Regions from separate parts of the Homo sapiens genome. Here region 1 is linked to region 2. The links are chromatin loops, found by intact Hi-C in ENCODE. Cell type or tissue: mammary epithelial cell. All regions are shown on one strand. Links, peaks and the distances in the headings refer to the core of each region. The heading gives the core; the rest is flanking DNA.

What was found. A loop is a pair of places that touch in the nucleus more often than their neighbours do. Peaks named below come from ENCODE experiments on the same cell type or tissue, not always from the same donor. Only the 100,000 strongest peaks of a DNase experiment are listed, where the experiment ranks them.
Region 1: it touches region 2 in a loop (4-fold over the local background); 2 of 110 quality-filtered maps call a loop at or near these places.

The regions. Positions count from the first base shown.
Region 1 is chr10:15,080,423-15,088,760 of GRCh38, reverse strand. ACBD7 (acyl-CoA binding domain containing 7) reads left to right here. Exons shown (of 4, transcript NM_001039844.3): 1 at 1-44. The coding sequence starts at 33. ACBD7-DCLRE1CP1 (ACBD7-DCLRE1CP1 readthrough) reads left to right here. Exons shown (of 8, transcript NR_144471.1): 1 at 1-44. Among named protein-coding and RNA genes, the nearest start is that of ACBD7, 4.2 kb to the left of the region's middle. RefSeq lists a silencer at 1-200 and enhancers at 4,260-4,782, 4,783-5,306. In mammary epithelial cell, for the core only: no CTCF peak of the experiment used is centred there; a DNase peak (open chromatin) is centred at 4,040; H3K4me3 peaks cover 1,224 bases.
Region 2 is chr10:15,008,680-15,017,017 of GRCh38, reverse strand. It overlaps ACBD7-DCLRE1CP1 (ACBD7-DCLRE1CP1 readthrough), which reads left to right. Exons shown (of 8, transcript NR_144471.1): 7 at 1-114; 8 at 1,547-1,946. It also overlaps the pseudogene OR7E115P and the pseudogene DCLRE1CP1. Among named protein-coding and RNA genes, the nearest start is that of OLAH, 31 kb to the left of the region's middle. RefSeq lists an enhancer at 3,050-3,109. In mammary epithelial cell, for the core only: no CTCF peak of the experiment used is centred there; a DNase peak (open chromatin) is centred at 3,337.

The sequences.
Region 1 (8,338 bases), core at 151-8,150, 72 kb before region 2:
ACAGCAGCAGCAACAACGCGGCAGCCGCCACCATGGCCCTGCAGGTACCCGGGGCGCGGGGAGGCCACGCGGGAGGGGCGCTCCGCGAGGGGAGTGCTTAAGTGGGGCTCCGGGTGGGCTTGGCGCCCCTGGGAGCGGTCGGCGGTGACCCGGGGGACACGCCCACTCCTTCCCCAGCGCCCCAGATGGCAGTGTAGACCGCACCTGTGCCTGCTGACGGCGAGCCAGGGCTCCCAGGGCAACCCTTCCGGACCCCAGGGGCCGGGTGAGCGGAAAAGCAGGCAAGGCAGGAGCGCCGGGGAGCACGGAGCGGGCCTCCTCCTCTCCGTCTCCGAGAGGGAGTCGAGATCCCCCGCTCCCGCCCCTTCGCTCGTTGGGACCTCCAGGACCTCTCTTAGTGTCATACTGAGCAGAAGAGATCTGTGAGGCTCCAATTTAAAAATACTGTTTTATAGGTATGTGAAAAAAATTGTTAAGGGTGGAAAACTTTGGAAAAGACAACAAATATAAAGTAATAATTACTGATAATAATCCAATGATAATTCCTTCACCCAGGTGATAATCACTGCTACATGCTAGGGTAATTCCTAGTATGTCCTAGTATGTTATTTTCCATGTGTGTATGTGTGTGGCATATATCTACACACATACCTATGATGTTATTGTGTATATAGTTTTATTCCTACACGTAAAACAGTAATATGAGCATTTTCTCATTATTAAATATTCTAAAATGTAATTTTATTTTTCTTTTTTGAGACAGAGTCTCATTCTGTTGCCCAGGTTGAGGCGCAGTTGGTGCGATCTCTGCTCACTGCAACCTCTGCTCACTGCAACCTCCACCTCCCAGGTGTAAGCGATTCTCATGTCTCAGCCTCCGCAGTAGCTGGGGTTACAGGTGCACGCCACCACGCCCGGCTGATTTTTGTAATTTTTTTTTTTTTTTTTTAAGATGGAGTCTCATTCTGTCACCCAGGCTGTTTGAGATGGAGTCTCACTCTGTCACCCAGGCTGGAGTGCAGTGGTGCAATCTCAGCTCACCGCAACCTCCGCCTCCCAAGTTCAAGTGATTCTCCTATCTCAGCCTCCCAAATAGCTGGGATTATAGGCGTGCGCCGCCACTCCTGGCTATTTTTCTCTATTTTTAGTGGAGATGGGGTTTCGCTGTGTTGGCCAGACTGGTCTCCAACTCCTGACCTCAAGTGATCCACCCGCCTTGGACACCCAAAGTGCTGGGATTTCAGGCGTGAGCCACCACGCCCGGCCTCTAAAATGTAATCTTTTACATGCACAAAATTTCATAGAACGTGGCTCACTTCTTTAACCATTTCAGTCAGGCAAGACGTTATCCTGCGTAAAGTTGTAATACATACTTCAGGGCCATCTGGGTTCAAATGTGTGCCTCACTTCTACTTAGCCTGTGACATAGTTAACCTCTCCGTGCCTCAGTTTCTTTATCTAAAAATGCAGGAGAGATACATTAAATGAGTTATATGTATAAAGCATTTAAAACAATGTTTGGCATGTGGTAGAAGTCCAATAAGGATAAGCTTGTGGTGGAACATTTAGTTTGTTTGTTTTGAGACAGGGTCTCACTCTGTCACCCAGGCTGGAGTGCAATGGCATGATCTCAGCTCACTGCAGCCTTGACCTCCTGGGCTCAAGTGATCCTGCCACTTCAGCCTCCCAAGTAGCTTGGACCACAGGCACCTGCCACCACACCTGGCTATTTTTTTTTTTTTTTTTTGAGATGGAGTTTCACTCTTGTTGCCCAGGCTGGAGTGCAATGGCGCAATCTTGGCTCACCGCAACCTCCACCTTCTGGGTTCAACCGATTCTCCTGCCTCAGCCTCCTGAGTAGCTGGGATTACAGGCATGTGCCACCACACCCAATTAATTTTGTATTTTTAGTAGAGATGGAGTTTCTCCATGTTGGTCAGGGTGGTCTCAAACTCCTGACCTCAGGTGATCTGCCCGCCTCAGCCTCCCAAAGTGCTTGGATTACAGGTGTGAGCCACCATGCCAGGCTTTCCTTTTTTGTATCTTTTGTAGACATTTGGTTTTGCTGTGTTGCCCAGGCTGATCTCCAACTCCTGAGCTCAAGCGATCCACCCGCCTTGGCCTCCCAAAGTGCTGGGATTACAGGCATGAGCCACCTTGCCTGGCTCAAATATTCTTGTGCGTGACTTATGTGTTTATACTGAACTCTCTCCAAAATGATCAAAATGTTCTTTCTAAAATTTCCTGAAAGATCTGAAAGTTTCCTTTTTAGCTTAGTACTTTGGTTTTCTGTTGTTGTTTGCTTTTAAAATACTTGCAACGAGGAATTAAGAGTTGAGGAACATCACAGAAAAGCAGTATGCTAAGAAGTATTAACATCGACCCATGATATTATCTACTAATAATGCATTTGCGTGTCAACAATATTGGGGGAAGGTAACTTTTTTTTTTTTTGAGATGGTGTCTTGCTCTGTTGCCCAGGCTGGAGTGCAATGGCGTGATCTTGACTCACTGCAACCTCCACCTCCCAGATTCAAGCAATTCTCCTGCCTTAGCCTCCTAGTAGCTGGAATTACAGGTGCCTGCCACCACGGCCGGCTAATTTTTGTATTTTTAGTAGAGACAGGGTTTCACCATGTTGGCCAGGCTGGTCTTGAACTCCTGACCTCAAGTGATCTGCCTGCCTCAGCCTCCCAAAGTGCTGGGATTACAGATGTGAGCTACCACGCCCAGCTGAAAGTAACTTTTAAAAATGACAACTAATAACTGGCTGACATATTGAAATCTCTTCTGTCTTTATTACCTCACTGGCATGTGCGGGGATCATATTGGTACTAGTGTTCTGCCAAGATGCTCACTGAGTGGAAATGAGAGGAAAGGTGACTAGTTCAGGGTCCCCAGTCTTCTATTTATTTACACAAGAATAAGTATACTGGCAGACTGTCATTGGAGTAGCAAAACAAATGGAATTTCTAATTCGGCTATAGCCTCCTGATTTTATCTGAAAATTACAATATGTTTCCATCCTCACCAAAGCATTTAGGAGAGCTGATGTTTATCCTAAATGGACAAATTTCTTTCCTAGATGATGAAGCTAAAAAACAGACTTCTTCCTCTAGAATATGTATCTTTTCAAGTCTAGGGTACTGATGATTTTAACAACTGGCAAAAAAAGACTAACCTCTTCCCCCAGCCCACATTTGTGTGACCTAAGAACCCTGCAGTTCCTTGAGTGTGAGAATTTTTTATCTTCTTAATTGGGTTGCTCAATGGGAAAGAATTGCTCAAGAAGACCTTGCCAACCCCCTATGTGGGATGACCATGTTCATTGCAGAAAGTAAAGTCAGGTGAGGTGAGAGCCACCCTCGGAGGCTGTCTTCAGCGGGGCTGAAATGTGAAAGGTAATTTACACAGCAGCCCGCCTAGTCAGCACGGAAGGATGCACCCAGGATGTACCCAGTGTGAGTGATGCTGGCGTAACTTCTACGCCAAAGGTGGGGTGAGGGAGCCTAGTGTCAAAAGTTGAACAGGAGAGAGTCCAGGGAGGGGCTGTAGTAGCCTTAAGGCAGTTTGTCTTGCAGAATCCCAAGCTCGGGTGACCGGGAGATAATGCACAAAACATTCAACCAGGATGCCGAGGACCCCTCGCTCAGGAGAAATCAGCTCAGCATTGGCTGCAGTTCCTGCCAAAGGCAGCAAGCCCAGCTCTGCAACAGGATACTGCAAAACTGTGATGCCTTTCTCTCAGGATGAGGCAGGAGAATAGGGTCTGGAGGCAGGGAACCTAAGGCCGATTCACACTGACTTTGTAGAACTAAATCAAAACCCCAACTTTCCACACCTATGTAATAAAAGGACCGGAGGCTACTCCCTTTGCAACCTCCTCCCCACTTTCTGTGTGGCAGATGGAAAATTGAAAGTATCTCTGACTGGTTGCTTTCTGCAACCAATCAGACATTTGCACAGGAATGTACCTTTGTAACTTCATTTCAGCCTCTGATTGGTTGCTTTCCCCAACCAGTCAGACTGATCGTGAGCCAAGTCTTTATTTGCATAGAAGTGTAACTTTGTAACTTCAGCCTCTGATTGCAGGCCGCTACTTCATTTACATAGGATGCACACCAAGTAACCAATGGGAAGCCTCTGGAGGGCGTTTAAGCACAGAAAATTCTGTAACAGGGATCTTGAGTCCCTGTGCTCGGCCTGCTCCCACCCTGTGGAATGTACTTTCGCTTTCAGTAAATCTCGGCTTTTGTTGCTTCATTGTTTCCTTGCTTTGTTTGTGCATTTTGTCCAATTTTTTGTTCAAAATGCCAAGAACTTGGGCACCCTCCACTGGTAACAAGAATGCTTTGGAATTCAATGTCCATGGCTCTATATTTAAAGCTGCATCTCACCTATGATAACTTTCTGATCCCCCTAAAGTCTGCTCGCTCGTTAACCATCCAACAAGGATGTACTTAATAGACTCAGACCAGGCTCACGCCACCCACCAGCAGTCCGTGAGGCCCCGTGGGTGCTGCCAAGGTGATTATTGATTGATTGTTTATTTATTGATTTGTGAGTATTTATGCAACCCCACATAGCCTTTATGTTGAGCTCTAGTAAGTTCTGTCCACACCGCTGGGAGCAGCTTTCCCTGCCCCTCTGCAGCCAACAATCGCAGACCCGATCCCATCTCATCTCAGGGATGGCTTTTTCCGTTCCGTACCTTCCCGTCTGTGCTACCTCCTGTGTTCCCAGAGCAACTGCTGCACCTTATTTGCAGCAAGTCCCCTGTGGTCACCGTTGCCCTGTTCATCTCCCACCAGGCTATGAGCGCCTTCAAGCACGCTGCCTTGTGCATGCCCATCTGCCTGGCAAAGGCCTGGCCTGTCGGAGGTGTTCAGTAAGTAGGTTTGTTAATTAGTATGAGCTGTGAGATGAACTCTGGGAGGGCAGACTCCATAGGATCAAATCAAGAATATTTTACATTCTTGGCCGGGCATCGTGGCTCACGCCTGTAATCCCAGCACTTTGGGAAGCAGAGGTAGGCAGGTCACTTGAGTTCAGGAGTTCAAGACCAGCTTGGCCAACATGGCAAAACCCTATCTTTATTAAAAATACAAAAAAATTAGCCAGGCGTGGTGGTGCATGCCTGTAATCCTAGCTACTTGGGAGGCTGAGGTGGGAGGATCGCTTGAACCAGGAGGTGGAGGTTGCAGTGAGCCGTGATTGTGCCGCTGTACTCTAGCTTGGACAACAGAGCGAGACTGTCTCAAAAAGAAAATTATATTCTTAATCATCCTTAACCCTAGCACAAAAAGAGGCTGATATTCTCTTTTTGTGGCCGAAGCTGCATCTTAGAGGAGCTTTGTTTGTTGCATCGAGTCCCAGGGCAGTGTGTCTCAAAGCTGGAAGTCAAACCTGAGTATCCTGGCCAAGGCCAATGTTGTTTGTACTCCAGCTCATCATGGCTGGGATGGGAAAGGCCTCCTGCAGGAAGGTGCATCAGAACAGCCCCTTAAGGCAGGAATGTATTGCACTGAGGTGCCAGAACCAGACAGGCTAGACAGAGAGAATGATGCTGGCCCCTGCTCTAGAACTGAGTTCCCTACCTAGGGAGGGAGAAAGAGCGGGGACCCCTGAAATGGCATGGGAAACTGTGTGAGGGCATAGCTCTTCTGTGCAGAGGGGTCCAGGACTTTCATTAGATCTTTTTTTCTTTTCTTTTTTCTTTTTTTTGAGACGGAGTCTTGCTCTGTCACCCAGGCTGGAGTGCAGTGGCAGGATCTTGGCTCACTGCAACCTCTGCTCCTGGGTTCAAACTATTTTCCTGCCTCAGTCTCCTGAGTAGCTGGGATCACAGGTGTGAGGCACCGTGCCCAGCTAATTTTTTGTATTTTTAGTAGAGACGGTGTTTCACCATTTTGGCCAGGCTGGTCTCGAACTCTTGACCTTAAGTGAGCCACCTCCCTCAGCCTCCCAAAATGCTGGGATTACAGACGTGAGCCACTGCACCCAGCCCTCATATGGGTTTTCAAGAAGGCTTAGAATTCTAATTAAGGCTTGGCACCTCAAAAGGAGTCGAGTTGCTGTCACTGGAAAATAATATGAGACTTTACAGCAAGCAGAACACCTGAGATGGCCTATAAACCTACAGAGGAAGGTCCTACACCCCTTCTGCATAGCCTTGCCCTCAAGCAGCTCAGCCACTCATGTAGCATTTCAATTTTGTTCTTATTATAAACACAATCCATGCACATTATAGAAGATTTGGAGAGTACAAAAATATTTTAAAACTACATAACTTGCCAGTAATCAGAGGCAATTACTGTTTACATATCTTTAGTATACATCTTTCTAGTTTTTATTTTTTCTATACTACTTACAAAGCTGAGTGTATAAAAAGAATTTGTGTTCTTTGCTAAACCATAAACTAAAAGTATTTCTTATGTCTTGCTTTATTGCAAGTACCTTTTTTTTTTTTTTTTTTTTGAGATAGTCTTGCTCTGTTGCCCAGGCTGGAGTGTAGTGGCATGATCTCGGCTCACTGCAACCTCTACCTCCAGGGTTCAAGCGATTCTCCTGCCTCAGCCTCCCGAGTAGCTGGGATTACAGGCATGTGCCACTATGCCCAGCTAATTTTGTATTTTCAGTAGAGACGGGTTTCTCCATGTTGGTCAGGCTGGTCTCAAACTCCCAACCTTAGGTGATCCACCTGCCTTGGCCTCCCAAAGTGCTGGGATTACAGGTGTGAGCCACTGCGCCCAGCCTGGTCACACAGCTCTTAAGAGATGGAGTTGAGATTCCAATCAAGGCAGTCTGGCTCCAGAGCCATGTTCTTAACCATGGCATTATGTATAAAGCAGCCAAGAGTTTCTTAGGAAGACACTCAGAAGACAAGGCACCCCTTGTTCCATGCCCCGTGCTTCTCAGTCCCCTGTGGGAACTGGGTAGGAGGATGGGCCACGTTCAAGGTTATTTAGGCTGAAGACCCTGATCTCCAACTTACAGGTGATTGTGCTCTTCACAAAACAACTGTTCTGGTTGTGCTACTGTTCGTGGACCAAGCTGAGAGCCCGGCTGCTTACTCTCTCAGCTCAATAACGAGATGCAGATAAACTGGGAGAGAAGAGATTTGATTTCTGTAGCTGGGTGCAAGGAGAAGGACTGCAAATTATTGCGAAGCCAACTCAAAATTACAGAGTTTTCCAGAGCTTATATGCCTGCTAAGTTATATGTCTGCATGTAAGTGTGCGTTCATCTAAAACCTTAAGTGATGAACTTCTTCTAATATATAACTAAGGGCTGAGATCTGAAGACCTTCCTCTGGAGCCTCAGTAAATTTACTTAATCTGGATGGGTCCAGGTGCTGCAGTGATTACCCTTATCTTATTTCCTGCTAAATCATGGAGGGTTGGGGAGTTCCTTCAGACCCCAATAAAACTTGTTTAATCCTAAATGGGTCCTGTTAAGAATTCCTTCATTATCTTGTCATGCCTCAAGCCCCAGGAAGGGCCTGGGCAAAACTCTTGGTGGGCTTTTGTTACCTTGGAGTCTTCGTATGAGGGCACTTGCTCTTTCTGCTTTTAGTATTTAACGTTAACCACTCAGTCAGTGCTGAAACGGTTGTTATGGAGGCCTGCCTGTTTAGCCATTAGGGAAACCTGGCCTGCCACAGTACTGCCTGTCTTTGGGGCTGGAAGGAAACTTGACCCTGCCACTCCGCTGAGCCCGCAGGGTACTGAGGTTACAGTGGGGCTATCCACTTTCTCTCCTAGGCCTTTGGATCCAAAGGGAGCTCTGGCATCAGAGAAGAAGTATGGGGGGCAGGGGGTGGCCAGCATATGTCCTTGAACTTCCCCTGTTTGACAGCCAGCCTACTGACAATTCCTGCTTATCCTGAGTTTTAAAAAATAAGGCAAGGTAAGACACAGTTTAGTTTAAAAATCTATAAAGGAAACTAATCACAAAGCTCTTTGTAGAGTATAAACTAAGAGGTTAGAAAGGGAAAAGGATAAAGATCCTGGGAACACTCAGGCTCTGGAGTAGACTGGACTTCCTTGTCTATTTCAGCCACTGGCTGAACCCTGGGCCAGCCTGAGGGTCTTGCGGGGTTAGGGAGGTCCCAGTTATCAGAGCTAACTCAGGACAAGGCTTAAACTACTTAAGTACATTTGGTTTTTTGTTTTTGTTTTTGAGACAGAGTCTCACTTTGTCGCCCAGGCTAGAGTGCAGTGGTGCTATTTCAGCTCACTGCAACCTCCGCCTCCCAGGTTCAAGCAATTCTTGTGCCACAGACTCCTGAGCAGCTGGGATTACAGGCACGCACCACCAAGCCCAGCTAATTTTTGTA
Region 2 (8,338 bases), core at 33-8,032:
CTGGTTCAAAGCTGGATCACTCAGAGCCTGTACCATGTTGTGTGGCTGAACTGCAAAGCGGCTTATGGCTATGAATATTTGTTCACCAACCTTAGTGAAGAATTAGGAGTCCAGGTATGGTGACTGTTCATTCTTTTTTTTTTTTTTTTTTTTTCTTTTTTTGAGAGGGAGTCTTGCTATGTCACCCAGGCTGGAGTGCAGTGATGCGATCTCGGCTCACTGCAGCCTCCACCTCCCGGGTTCAAGCAATTCTCCTGCCTCAGCCTCCTGAGTAGCTGGGATTACAGGTGTGAGCCACCATGCCCGGCTAATTTTTGTATTTTTATTAGAGACAAGGTTTCACCATGTTGGCCAGGCTAATCTTGAACTCCTGACCTCAAGCTATCTGCCTGCCTCGGCCTCCCAAAGTGCTGGGATTATAGGCGTGAGCCAGTGCTCCCAGCATATTCATTCTTTTCTCTTGCTCCCTTCCATCCTCCCAGCTCACCTTTCCTCCCCCTCCTTGCCTGCTAAATAACTGCAAACAGGGACAGATGGAAGCACCCTATCAAGACGTGTCTGCAGCAGAGGTTCGCGGGCCCTCTGAAGGAATATATCATCTTAGTTCAGTCACATCCTCCTGGGAGAAAATTGACAGAAGCCCAAATGGCTTACAAGAGCCTTCAGTGAAATGCCCCATAGACAAAGTATTTTTCCCAAACTTTGGGTCATGAAATAAATTTAGCGATTGTGACCAGCATTGAAAATAAATTTGAACAAGGAGATATGGGAGTGGATTTTTTGCAGTACATGCTCCTCTGTTGCATGTCATGTATATGCCTTAAAGATGATTCTTGATTTTTTATTTTATTTTATTTTATTTTTGAGACTGTCTTGCTCTGTCACCCAGGCTGGAGTGCAGCAGTGGCATGGTCTCGGTTCACTGCAACCTCCGCCTCCTGGGTTCAAGTGATTCTCTTGCCTCAGCCTCTGAAGTAGCTCAGATTACAGGCCTGAGCCACCACACCTGGCTAATTTTTGTATTTTTAGTAGAGATGGGGCTTCAGCATGTTTGTCAGGCTGGTCTCGAACTCCTGACCTCAAGTGATCCACTGGCCTCCGCCTCCCAAAGTGCTGGAATTACAGGCATGAGCCATGGCGCCTGGCCGAGGGTAGATGATTCTTGATTGTTTTTGTCTGTGTGGATTACTGCTTTATTCCTCGCATTTAGAATAAAGCTCGACACACAGTAGGTGTACAAGAACATTAATTGAATTTCCCTTGAAGGACTGAAGGACAATATTAACATCATTAAATGACATCCCTGAGCCGAGTCTCTGTAATTTTTCGCTTCCGTCAGTGATGGCAGCGATCCTGACCAGTCAGCCTTGTGCCTGTTGACATGCTGGCAGGATACCAGAGTGCACTGAAATAGCCAAAAACTGCTTTTCAAGAAAGAAGAGAGGGTGAATTCACTAACTGGGTGTTTTGCCCTGAGTAATTAACCTTGAACAATTTATAGGAAATACAGTTCAAATAATTTGCCCGTACATATTATTTTCCTTAGATTCATGTCAATAAGCTAGACATGTTTAGGAACATGCCTGAGATCCTTCATCATCTCACAACAGACCGCAACACTCAGATCCATGCATGGTGGCACCCCAAGGTACATGTGTGAGTGGCTCGAGACCTCCAAAAGTTTCCCACCAGAGACCTAGGCTGCGTGTTGCTCTGGTAGGTTGATGAGCTTTGGCTGGGACACCCCACGGCAGTCGGGTGCACCAAGGGAACGGATTGCCCTACGCCCACACCTGGAGGACTGTGGGTATAAGGTGTCCAAGAAAAAAGCTCAGATCTGCTGACAGCAGGTATGTTCCTTGGGATATACTATCTGACAGGGGGAATGCAGCCTCGTATCAGAAACAAAGCAGGTCATTTGCCATCTAGCAGAGCCTAAGAGCAGAAGGCAGGTGAGAGAATTCTTAGGAGCTGTGAGGTTTTGTAGACTGTGGATCCCAAACTTTGCAGTATTAGCTAAGCCTTTGTTTGAGGTCACAAAGGAGGCGGGGACCGGGAACCTTTTGAATGGGGATCCCAACAACAGCAAGTCTTTCACGAGTTAAAGGAGAAACTTATGTCAGCCCCAGCCCTGGGGCTACCTGATCTGACAAAGCCTTTTACATCGTATGTGTCAGAGAGAGAAAAGATGGCAGCCGGACTTTGAACCCAAACTGTGGGGCCCTGGCCGAGGCTGGTGGCCTACGTCTCTAAACAAGTAGACGGGGTCTCTAAAGGATGGCCCCCATGTTTGAGGGCCTTGGCAGCAACTGCCCTGCTAGTACAAGAAGCAAATAAGCTGACTCTTGGGTAGAACCTGAACAGAAAAGGCCCCCCATGCTGTGGTGACTTTAATGAATACTAAAGGACATGATTGGCTAACGAATGCGAGACTCACCAAGTACCAAAGTGAAAATCCCCATATAACCATTGAAGTTTGTAACATCCTACACCCTGCAACCTTGCTCCCACTATCAGAGAGCCCTGTCAAGCATGATTGTGTAGAAATGTTGGACTCGGTTGACTCTAGCAGACCTGACCTCCGGGTCCAGCCTTGGGCATCAGTAGACTGGGAACTATAGGTGGACGGGAGCAGCTTCATCATCCCGCAAGGAGAGAGAGGTGCAGGGTATGCAGTGGTAACCCTGGACACTGTTGTTGAAGCCAGATCGATGCCCCAGGCCACTTCACCCAGAAAGCTGAACTCATTGCTTTCATTCAGGCCTTAGAACTCAGTGAGGGTGAGACTGTCAACATTTACACTGATTCTCGGTATGTCTTTTTAACCCTTCAAGTGCATGGAGCGTGATAGAAGGAAAAGGGCCTATTGAACTCTGGGGGAAAAGGCAGAAAATAACAACCAGAAATCTTGCATTTATTAGAAGCAGTATGGAAACCCCACAAGGTGGCAGTTATGCATTGCAGAGGACACCAGCGAGCTTCCACCTTGGTGGGCTTGGGGAATTCCCGCGCTGACTCAGAGGCTGCAAAAGCAGCATCTGTCCCCTTCCGGGCATCAGTCATAGCCCCTCTGCTCCCTCAAGCACCTGATCTTGGACCTGCTTATTCTAAAGAATAAAAGGACTTTCTCCAGGTAGAGGGAAGGACAAGTGATGGAGGAAGGATGGAGTCAGTTACCAGATGGGAGCGTAGCTGTGCCACAGCTGTGAGGAACTGCAGTTGTACTGGCACCCATCTATGTCAGGAGTCACTTGAAAAGTTGTTAGGCTGGTATTTCTACATCTCACATTTGTCAGCTCTTGCCAAAACGGTGAGGCAGTGGTGTGTCACCTGCCTACAGCCTAATGCGAGGCAAGGTCCAGCCGTTCAGCCCAGTGTACAAGCTTATGGAGCAGTCCCCTTTGAAGATCTCCAGGTAGACTTCACAGAGATGCCAAAGTGTGGAGGTAACAAGTATTTACTTGTTCTTGGGCGTACCTACTCTGGGTGGGTGGAGGCTTATCCAACACGAACTGGGAAACCTCGTGAAGAAACCCGTGTGCTTCTTCGAGGTCTGATTCCTAGATTGGGACTGCCCTTCCGGATCGGCTCAGATAACGGGCCTGCATTTGTAGCTGACTTGCTACAGAAGACAGCAAAGGTATTGGGGATCACACGGAAACTGCATGCCGCCTCCCAGCCTCAGAGTTCTGGAAAGGTGGAGCGGATGAATTGGACTATCAAAAATAGTACTATTGTCTTCCCCTCTGGATATGTAAAACACCACCACGAGGGGCGTCAAACCACCTGCTAAATTTGAGGGAATGTTATCCTCTTCCCCGCTCCCCCGGCCCCAGATATTAGAGACAATAACACACGGGTAATGTACAACCACTGCTTTATTGGGAGTAATATCATCTCCTCCCTTCTTGGATATTAGGAACAATATCACACTGTGCGTGTACGCCTGTCGCGAAATTCAATGGAATGTCATCCTGTGCTTCCCTGGATATGATGAACAGTAAGTATCACGGGGGATGTACAACTTCTGAGATATTGGGAGTGACCTCATCCTCTCCCATCTGGAACTTAGGGACAGTATCACAAGGGTAGTGTACACCCTCTGTGACATTAGGATGAATATCATCCTCCCGCCCACTGGATATTAAAAACCGTATCACAAGGGGCGTGCACACACACTTCGATATTGGTATGAATACCATCCTCTCCCTCTTTGGATATTCAGTGCAGTATTTCAGGTGGGGAATACACTACCTACAATATTGGAAGTAATATGATTTTCTCCCACCCAGGATATTGGAAAGAATATCACGGGGGGTGTGAACAACCCCTGCGATATTTGGAGTTATATCATCGTCTCCCCTCAAGAATATTAAGAACAATATCTTAGGGGTGGGGGTTGTACACTCCTTTTCATATTCGATATCATCCTCTTCCCCCTTGGATATTAGGAACAATATCAGGAAGGGATGTACAGACCCTGCGACCTTTGCTGTCATATAATTGTCTCTCCCCTAGATATTAAGGAAAATGTCACGGGGGATGTGAACACCCCTGCGATATTCGGAGTAGTATCATCCTGTCCAACCTTGCGTATTGGGAACAACATCACAGGTGGGTTGTACTGCCTCTGCGATATTGGGAGTAAAATTTTCCTCTCTTCCCCTGGATACTAGGAAGGGTATCAGAGGGGGAGGGTACACATTCCCTGCGATATTCAATGTCACCTTATCCTCTCCCTCCCAGGGTATTCAGAACAATAGGACAGGAGGGGTGTACACACCCTGCGATATTGCGAGTCATATCATCCTCTTTCACTCTGGATGTTAGGAACAATCTCACAGGGTTGTGTACGCCCCCTGCGATATTGGGAGTAATATCATCCTCTCTCCCTGTGGATATTAGGAAGAGTATCACAGGGCTGTGTAAACGCCCTGCGGTACTGGGAGTAATATCATCCCCTCTTCCTCTGGAGATGAGGAAGATTTTCACAGGGGTGTGTACACCCCCTGCGATATTGGGAGGAACATCATCCTCTCCACCTGGGAAATGAGTAAGAAGGACACAGGGGCAGGGTGGACTCCTCCTGCGATATTGGCAGTAATGTCATCCTCCCCAAACCTGGATGTTAGCAACGAGATCACAGAGGGGGTGTACACACCCTGCGATATTGGAAGTAATATGATCCTCTCCCCAACTGGATATTGGGAAAGATATCACAGCACGGGTATACATTTCCTACACTGTTGGAAGTAATATCATTCATTTCCTTTCTGGATATGAGGAAGAATATCACAGGGGTGCTGTACAATTATTTCCATATTGGGAGTACTCTCATCCTCTATTTTCCTGGATATTGGGCCCAATAACACAAAAAGGTGTACAACCCCTGCAATATTGGGAGTAATAGCATACTCTCCTTCCCTGGATGTTAGAAAACAATATCATCAGGGCTGAACACCCCCTGCGATAATGGGAGTCATATTGACTCTTTCACAGGCCATTTGGAACAATATCACAGGGGTGATACACCCCTGTTTACAAACAGGGGTGGTTTACACCCCCTGGGATATTGGGAGTAACATCATTCTCTCCACTACAGATATTAAGAACAATATCCCTGTGGGAGGTGGTACACCCCCAGTGATATTGGGAATAATGTCATCCTCTCCTTCCCTGGATATTCGGAACAATATCACAAGGGGGTGTACACCTTCCGTGATATTGGAAGCAGTATCATCCTCTCCCTCACTGGATATTAGAAAAACATATCACTCATGGTGTACAGCCACTGTGATATTAGGAAGAATATTACAGGGTGTACACCCACTCTGACTTTAGGAGAAATAGCTCCCTCAAATGTCACAAATAATACCACAGGGTATACAGTGATATCTCCCTAGGATATTACAAATACTATCACAGGGTGTATACCCACTGTGATAACAGGAGTAATATGTCCCAAGGATACTACCAAGAATATCACAGGGCTGTAAACCCACTATGACATCAGGAGTGATATCTCCCTAGGATATTATGAGTAACATCACAGAATGTACACCTATGGTGTGCACCCATGGTGATATTAGGTGTAATATCAACCCAGGGCATAACCAATAAGACCACAGGGAGTACATACATGAGGTACACCCACAGTGATGTTATGAGAACTATCTCCCTAGGATAATACGAATAACATCGCAGAGTGGACACACATGGTATACACCCACTGTGGCACTAGGACTAATAACTTTCTAAGATATTACGAATAGCATCACAGAATAGAAACACATGGTGTACCCCCACTGTAACGCTAGGTGTAATTTCTCCCCAGGATATTACAAGTAACATCTCAGTGCGTGCACACATGGTGAACACCCGCTGTGACATTAAGTGTAATATCCCCCTAGGATATTACCAATAACATCACAGGGTGTCCACCCATGGTGTACACGCACTGTGATGTTAGGGATAATATCTCCCTGGGATATGATGAATAATACCACAGGGTGTAGAGAAACTGTGATATTAGAGGTAATATCTCTCTAGGAGATTATGAATAATATCACAGGGTGTACACCCACTGTGATACTGGGAGCAATATCTCTCTAGGATAGTACAAAGAATATCACAGAGTGTACACCCACTGTGATATTAGGAGAAATATCTCTCTGGGATAATATGAATTATATCACAGAGTGTACACTCATGGTGTACATCCACTTTGATATTAGGAGTAATATCTTCCTAGGACATTACAAATAACATCACGGAGTGTACACCCACTGTAATATTAGGAATCGTATCTCCCTAGGTGATTACAAATAATATCAAAGGGTATACACCCACTGTGATATTAGGAGTAATATCTTCCTAGGGTATTATGAATAATTTCACAGTCTGTACACACATGGTGTACACTCACTGTGATATTAGGAGTAATTTCTACCTAGTGGATAACAAATAACATTGCAGAGTGTATGCCCACTTTGATATTAGCTGTAATATTTTTCAAAGTTGTTACAAATAAGATCACAGGGTGTACAAACATGGTGTACACTCACTGTGATATCAGGAGTCATATCTCTGTAATATATTATGAATAATATCACAGGGTGTACACCCACTGAATTATTCAGAGTAATATCTCTGTAGGATATTACTATTAATATCACAGGGTGTACAGTCACTGTGATATTAGGAGCAATATCTTTCTAGGATATTACAAATAATATCACAGGGTGTACGCCCACTCTGCTGTCAGGAGCAATATCTCCCTAGGATATCAAAAATCCTATCACAGGGTGTCCAATCTCTGCCTTCCAGGTTCTAAGGGATTCTCCTGCTTCAGCCTCCCGAGTAGCTAGGGTTACCCCCCACCACGCCCAGCTAATTTTTTTTTTTTTATTTTCACTGGAGACGGGGTTTCACCACCTTGGCCAGGCTGGTCTGGAACTCCTGACCTCAGGTGATCCATCAGCCTTGGCCGCCCAAAGTGCTGGGATTACAGGTGTGATCCATGGCACTCGGCCAAGAGTTATATATTCAATTCATTTGGAAACACAGCTCCCATATTTGAGTGTGCATGTACTTTTTTGAAGAAATGATGTCAGAAAACCTCAGGATGATAATAAATATGAAAAGTAACTGGCATGTGAAAAGGTGTTCCGATTAAGAACTCTAAGTTTCGATTTCGTTTTTAGATAATGTGGTCCTAGCTCTTGTATCGTCCTTTTACATATTCTACATCAAAGGAATTTGTAGCACGGTGTCAGAATAAAACAGAGTGTATTTCACAGCTTCTTAATTTCTTTCAATTAGACTGAGATCTTTTTCTTCAAGAGAGAAGGACATTTTCATTGCATTGTATTTTTTCTGAAAAGAGTAGGCCGTATTTTACTGAGATCACGGATTTGTTATATATGACGTTTTGGTCTCCTAACATTCTCTAGTGGATTTTCTCTAAAGTAGTATGTACAGAAAGAGTTCAATAGCAAAAAAGTAAATCATGTAATAATTCTGAGATTTTTGGATTTGTCACAACTGAGAAACATCGCTGGCAGTGTACGGTCCGCAAGTGTGAAAATGTTCCTTTTCATTTGCTTGCATCCAAAATATACACACAGCATTAAGGGCTGGTTTTTATCTTTTCTTTTTCCAATCCTCTTTTCTTCCCAAGGTGTCCAAGTCACACAGAGCCACAGAATCTCACAGGTATCTGAGAATTCCTCCTCCTGGGACTCTCAGAGGATCCAGAACTGCAGCCGGTCCTCGCTGGGCTGTCCCTGTCCATGTATCTGGTCACGGTGCTGAGGAACCTGCTCAGCACCCTGGCTGT